Regions from separate parts of the Homo sapiens genome. Here region 2 is linked to region 1. Evidence: chromatin contacts called from ENCODE Hi-C data. All regions are on one chromosome and are shown on one strand. Each heading gives the region's core, a stretch centred on a gene start or an enhancer-like site at or near the end of the contact. The rest is flanking DNA. Distances are from core to core; before and after follow the strand shown.

What was found. Hi-C counts contacts between places; a loop is a spot of excess contacts on that map. Pooled maps may share reads with other maps.
Region 2: a pooled map shows a loop between it and region 1 (2.9-fold over the local background). The contact joins the promoter of BCL2A1 here to the enhancer-like site in region 1. A Hi-C loop is called at or near these places in 4 of 50 pooled maps.

The regions. Positions count from the first base shown.
Region 1 is chr15:79,638,807-79,642,232 of GRCh38, reverse strand. No RefSeq gene overlaps it. Among named protein-coding and RNA genes, the nearest start is that of TRC-GCA5-1, 100 kb to the left of the region's middle. RefSeq lists an enhancer at 2,074-2,652. Within about 2 kb of position 1,837, at least 2 of the 41 ENCODE cell types and tissues checked have a DNase peak (open chromatin) inside an H3K27ac peak, as active enhancers do.
Region 2 is chr15:79,969,765-79,972,735 of GRCh38, reverse strand. It overlaps BCL2A1 (BCL2 related protein A1), which reads left to right and starts at 1,540. Exons shown (of 2, transcript NM_004049.4): 1 at 1,540-2,036. The coding sequence starts at 1,617. RefSeq lists an enhancer at 917-2,116.

The DNA of each region.
Region 1 (3,426 bases), core at 588-3,087:
AATAACTTATGGTATAGCAGTTCAATAGAATAACCCTACCAATCCCAGAGACTCTAACTGGGTAGGTTTGGAAAGGTTTTTTTAAATACTTTTTTTTTTTTTTTTTTTAAATCCACAGATGATTCTGATTTGCCTACAGGATTGAGAACCACAGCTATGAGGGTGACTAATATTCTGGAAAATGGATTAATTTTAATTCTAGGATTATGTTTTATACAGAGATCTCTTAACCTAGAGGTTGCTAAACTCCAGCTCACAGAGCAAATTTAGCCTGCTTGCCTGATTTGTTGGCCTGTGAGCTAGGAAATATATTTTACATTTTGAAATTGTTTTTAAAAAAGCAAAAGAATAATGATACTTCATGATGTATTAAAATTACATGAAATTTAAATTTTATTGTCTGTACATAAGATTATATTAGAACACAGCACACTCATTTATTTATGTATTATTTAGGACTGCATTTTTGCTAGTGGAGGAACTGAGTAGGAGTGACAGGGACTGAGTGACCCACAAGGCTTAAAATATTTACTCTCTGCTCTTTTACTGGTCTTGTTCTAAACCAGTTCTTACTCTTGCCACTGACTTTACAGTGGTTGTTTGGGTAACTTCTGCAAATGGGTGTGTACACATGTGTAGGGTGAGAGGCATTCTTCCTTACTTTGTAGCTGAAAATAGGTCATCCTACTATGAGCTGTGAAGTCTGAATATGTTTCCCCTTGTTCCACTAAACTCAATACAGGTACACCCAAAGGAGTTTCAGAAAATAGTCACTAGGACCCATGGGAGAAGGGCAGCCTTCCACTTTTGCTGATTTGATTAAACCACCTAAGAAGGGATTGCACAGACCAAAAATAAGCTCCAAACCAAAGATGGTATTGCCCAGTCGGTAGGCCATTCAGCCTTCAGTTCCTCACGAAAGAGCTTTTAAAGCCACGTATGACTAGATCAGCAGGTTTCTTCCAGCTGGTCTCATCAGAGAATGAGCCTTTGCCATGGGATCTATATAAGAGACTTACTTTAAGCTACTCTTCACTTCTTAGGATTCTCCCAGTTTCTGACATTAAGCTTTTTGGGTCATTCATATTGCAAATTTGCTTTTTGCATTTGATGTTGAGCACTGTCTTTGACCATCAACCTTGCTCCCTCCTTCACAGTTCAAGCTCTTGCTAGCTTTTCTTTTTCAGGTTATGTTGTTTAAGCACCCTGCCTATTTACCCTCTACTCTCATCCTGCCTCAACATCACTACAATCACTGGATCAGCAGCCTCTATGATGCTTACCATCTGTCCTGAAAGCCAGGAATAAATAGAATATAAGATATGAGATGCTACAGGTGAAAGCACCTATTGATCACTGGGAATGGGGGTTGCATGATGGAAGAGAGCTGAAGTGGAGACTAGGATCAATGCTGTTAAAAGGCAGAAAACAATCAGAAGCAGAAATGCAGATATAAATGCATTTTGGAGCACACACTAAGAGGATGTCAGCAGGACCTGTAGGCATCATGGTGATGAGTGCTGCTGGCAAATGCCTGAGACACTGAGTCTGGGGTGATGGAAGATTGAGGGAAGGAAGGAGAGGAATGGAGGTGGGAAGGATGGCAGAAAAGAATGAAGTATTTTGGGAGATAGTACTTTATATGGGAAATAGTCACACGGGGAGTAGGAGGAGTTTGGAGCCTGATATGCCTCAGCAGCAGAGGCCTTTCCCACCTCTGCTTTGCTGTTTGTCAACTGGGGCAGGTCCACTGTAGGACAAAAGAAAATCCTTCTGGGAAGGTGGCCAGCACCACTCGTGGCATACTGCAGGCCCTCCCTGGGGTAGCTCTTTTCCTACTTCCAATTCCTATCTTAGAGCTGTTGCTGTGTCACCACCATGACTCAGAGCCTGTGGAATCTTAGGCTGGGTTCATCAGCTCAGAAAGGTCTGACTTCAGTCATTTATGGGGGCACCAGAAATGACATTGTTTGGTGTCAGTGACCTCTTCCATGCGGTGAGCAAAGAGAGAGGCATTTTTACTTAATTTGATTATTCTATGGGTAATTTAGGTGTCCCTGCATTCTATTATGGCTAGACAAAGCATTAGCCCAGAAGCACATGCAAACTAAATTATTATTAAGTGAAAGCTAAGTGAAACATAATGGCATATAATAGGGATCACAGAGTTATTGCTAAACAAATAGCCTCTGCTTCCACTTCTACCCCTCCATGCTGCCCAGATTCTGACACACAAAGTCCCCTCCTTATCTGTGGTATGGGGACGCCGCTGGTGCCTAAAGAGGAGCATCACTAATGCTTCCTGATAAGGCTTTGGGCATGGAGTACATCCCCAGACATGCACACTCATTTGGCAGGGCCTCTTGTCTGTGGAAACTATCTCCTGCACCTTCTCAAAAGGTGATCTTCTACTTCACGGGGTCAGCTTAAGATCACTTTTTGCCAGGGGCCAGCATGACCCTCCTTAGGGCTCCCAGGGCCCTCTGAGCTTTATTCCATCACATCATCTAACACAGTGTATTGTGATTATCCAATTCTGTGATCCTCTCTTTTTCAAGTTTCCTAGCTTCTTGAGGACAAGCGACATGTCTTATTTGTCACTTTATCCTCTACAGTGTTACTTCTTAAACTGTAATGAGCAATGGAGCCACCAGAGGATCTTGCTGAAATTCGGAGTCTGATTCAGCAGGTCTGGGGTGGGTAAGATGCTGCTTCCCTAATGAGCTCCCAGGTGATACCAAAGCTGCTGGTCCAGGGACCACTCTGGGTAGCGAGCAAAGCCTTAATGCCTAACAGTGCCCAGGCTAAAGTAGGTGTCAGAAGCACAAATGTTCTGAGCTCAACCAGAGTATCACACATCAAAGTACCTTGAGAACTGTAAAACATTTATGAGCATGTTAGCAGCAGATGTAGCTACTTTTTTTTTTTTTTAAATAGATCTGCTACCATTTTTCAGCTACCAGAGTAGCCAGTTGAAAAGTAAAAGTCACAGATCGGTTATCTGCATGGATTTTTAAAAAGTAATGAATGTATGGGAAACAAAAACTGTTTGGCTGATTTTTCTTTTTTTTTTTTTCCACGAGCTGATTGAATTGGCTTTATCTTTTTGTGTTGGGGACTGGTATTTGGATATACTGGTATCTGTTTGGAGACAGATACATGTTTCATCTCTGTTCAATTTTTAAAGTGCGGTCTCCTCTAAAATGGATTCAAAGTTAATTCACTTCAAGAAGTAAGGGAGACAGAGGTGAGCCTTTTACAGTGATTGGAACATGTTTACTTATCATTCAAATTCCCTACTTCTGCTCATCCATGTAGGTGAATTTGAAATCTGTAGCTGGGTCCTGAATTGCAGCTGAGGTTACTTAGTTACTGATAGACCATCTACACGGGATGAGGATCTGAACAGAAAAGATCACCAATTGC
Region 2 (2,971 bases), core at 291-2,790, 330 kb before region 1:
TGCAAGCTCCGCCTCCTGGGTTCAAAGGATTCTCCTGCCTCAGCCTCCCAAGTAGCTGGGACTACAGGTGCCCGCCACCATGCCTGGCTAATTTTTTGTATTTTTGGTAGAGATGGGGTTTCACTGTGTTAGCCAGGATGGTCTCGATCTTCTGATCTCGTGATCCGCTCGCCTCAGCCTCCCAAAGTGCTGGGATTACAGGGGTGAGCCACCGTGCCTGGCCCAAAGAGGGTATTTTTTTCTTCCCTCTCGGTATCATCCTTACTCAATTACAAATGATCAAGGGCGGTACTGCCAGAGTCACCTCGAGAGGCCCTGTTCTCTGCCACCCAGGCTGTTTTGTAGTCTCCATTCCAAATTGTCGTTACTCCGGTTTACCCCGTGGATGGCGTTTAAGACTTTTCTTAAATTTGAAATTCACAGAACCATTTTAAAGTGAACAATTCAGTGGCATTTAGTACCTTCGCAGTGTTGTGCAACTTCCACCTCTATCTAGCTGCAAAACATTTTCTTTTCTTTTTTTTTTTGGAGACAGAGTCTCGCTCTGTTGCCCAGACTGGAGTGCAGTGGCGTGATCTTGGCTCACTGCAACTTCTGTCTCCCGGGTTCAAGCAATTCTCCTGCCTCAGCCTCCCGAGTAGCTGGGATTACAGGCACACGCCACCCGCCTGGCTAATTTTTTGTATTTTAGTACAGACGGGGATTTACCATATTGCCCAGGCTGGTCTCAAACTCCTGAGCTCAGGCAATCCGCCCGCCTTGTCCTCCCAAAGTGCTAGGATTACAGGCGTGAGCCAACGCGGCCGGCCTTGTAAAACATTTTCATCACACAAAAGAAAACCTTCTACCCATTAAGCAGTTACTCCTTCCTCTTCTCAGCCCCTGTCAACCACCAATTTGCTTTCTATCCTATGGATTTAACTGTCTGGATATTTCATAGAAATAGAATCACATAATGTATGACCTTTTCTGTTTGGCTTCTTTCTATTAGCCTAATGTTTTTGAGGTTCATTCCTGTTGAAGCATGTATCAGTTCTTCATTCCTTTTTTGGGATGAATAATGTTCCATAATTTATTTATCCTTTCGTCTGTTGATGAACATTTGAGTTGTGTCCACATCTTGGCTATTGTGAATAGTGCTGCCATGTACATTCGTATGTAAGTATTTGAGTATCTGTTGGGTGTATACCTATGAATGGAATTGCTGGGTCTTTTGACAATTCTGTATTTAACTTTTTGAGAAACTGCCAACATTTTCACAGGGGTTGTACCATTTCACATTCCCACCAGCAATCTACAAGGATTCTAATTTCTCCACATCCTGCATTTAAGACTTGCAAAGCTGAATTAATCACAGGATGAGGAAGTGGCTTCTCTGAAACATTTTCCTCTTTCACATTTTAAACTTTCTCTTTCATACATGACATGAAACACAGCCTACGCACGAAAGTGACTAGGAGGAAGGATATTATAAAGTGATGCAAACAGAAATTCCACCAGCCTCCATGTATCATCATGTGTCATAACTCAGTCAAGCTCAGTGAGCATTCTCAGCACATTGCCTCAACAGCTTCAAGGTGAGCCAGCTCAAGACTTTGCTCTCCACCAGGCAGAAGATGACAGACTGTGAATTTGGATATATTTACAGGCTGGCTCAGGACTATCTGCAGTGCGTCCTACAGATACCACAACCTGGATCAGGTCCAAGCAAAACGTCCAGAGTGCTACAAAATGTTGCGTTCTCAGTCCAAAAAGAAGTGGAAAAGAATCTGAAGTCATGCTTGGACAATGTTAATGTTGTGTCCGTAGACACTGCCAGAACACTATTCAACCAAGTGATGGAAAAGGAGTTTGAAGACGGCATCATTAACTGGGGAAGAATTGTAACCATATTTGCATTTGAAGGTATTCTCATCAAGAAACTTCTACGACAGCAAATTGCCCCGGATGTGGATACCTATAAGGAGATTTCATATTTTGTTGCGGAGTTCATAATGAATAACACAGGAGAATGGATAAGGCAAAACGGAGGCTGGGTATGTGTGATGGAAAAATTCTTCATTGTTCTTTCCTGTGAAATAGAAATTGAGAATTTCCTTGCTAGTTAAAACAACAACAAAACACTTTACCTAAGAATACTATTTTCCTTGGGTGGTTTGTTTTAATTTTTAAAATAAAAATATACTTTCTGGCTTATTTCCAATGAATCCTTGAACTTGAACTTTATAGTTGGAAAGCACTTATGTTTTCAGTTTTTATTCTTAACAGTATAAATTACAGTAGTGAGCTTTGGGGATTAATAAAGCACCTCTCTCATGCAGCTTCACAATCAGCTGTGCACACACTCTAATCTAGTACTTAGCTTTTGCTAGGGTTGTCATGACAGTACAGACAGTACAGAAATTTCTACAATCAGCACAGAAAGTTGCTATCAGATGCTGTTATTTTTAGGTATTTATGGGTTGCAAAAGACAGGTGTAAATTTTTGTAAGTTCATCGCTTACAAATTGGTGTTTTTCAGTTTACTAATACATAATAAATAGTAACATATATTAATATATAGCAAATTACATTACATATAATATATAACACATTATTACTAATAATAAATTCCGGGCTGTTAAAGTTTGTTGATTAAAACATAATATACTGTATGACCAGCAAGAACCTTTATTCAAGAATTTTCAAATAAAAATTTACTTTATTATCAGTGCCTAAAAAAGCCAAGACTATGTAGAGGCCTGTGTTGAAACTCATGTTGGTAAAAAGCCTGACACAGCTGGATGTATATGGTTTCCTTTATATTCCAATATACTTAATAATTATTTTTTTAAAGCACTTAAGTGTTCATTGATCCTCTCTCCAACGGCCTTCACCTCTCCCAAGAGGTAACCACTGTTATCAATTATTTTGCATGCAAAACATGCCTACTGAATCTATCCATAGAAAATAAACAATACTTCTTTGTAAA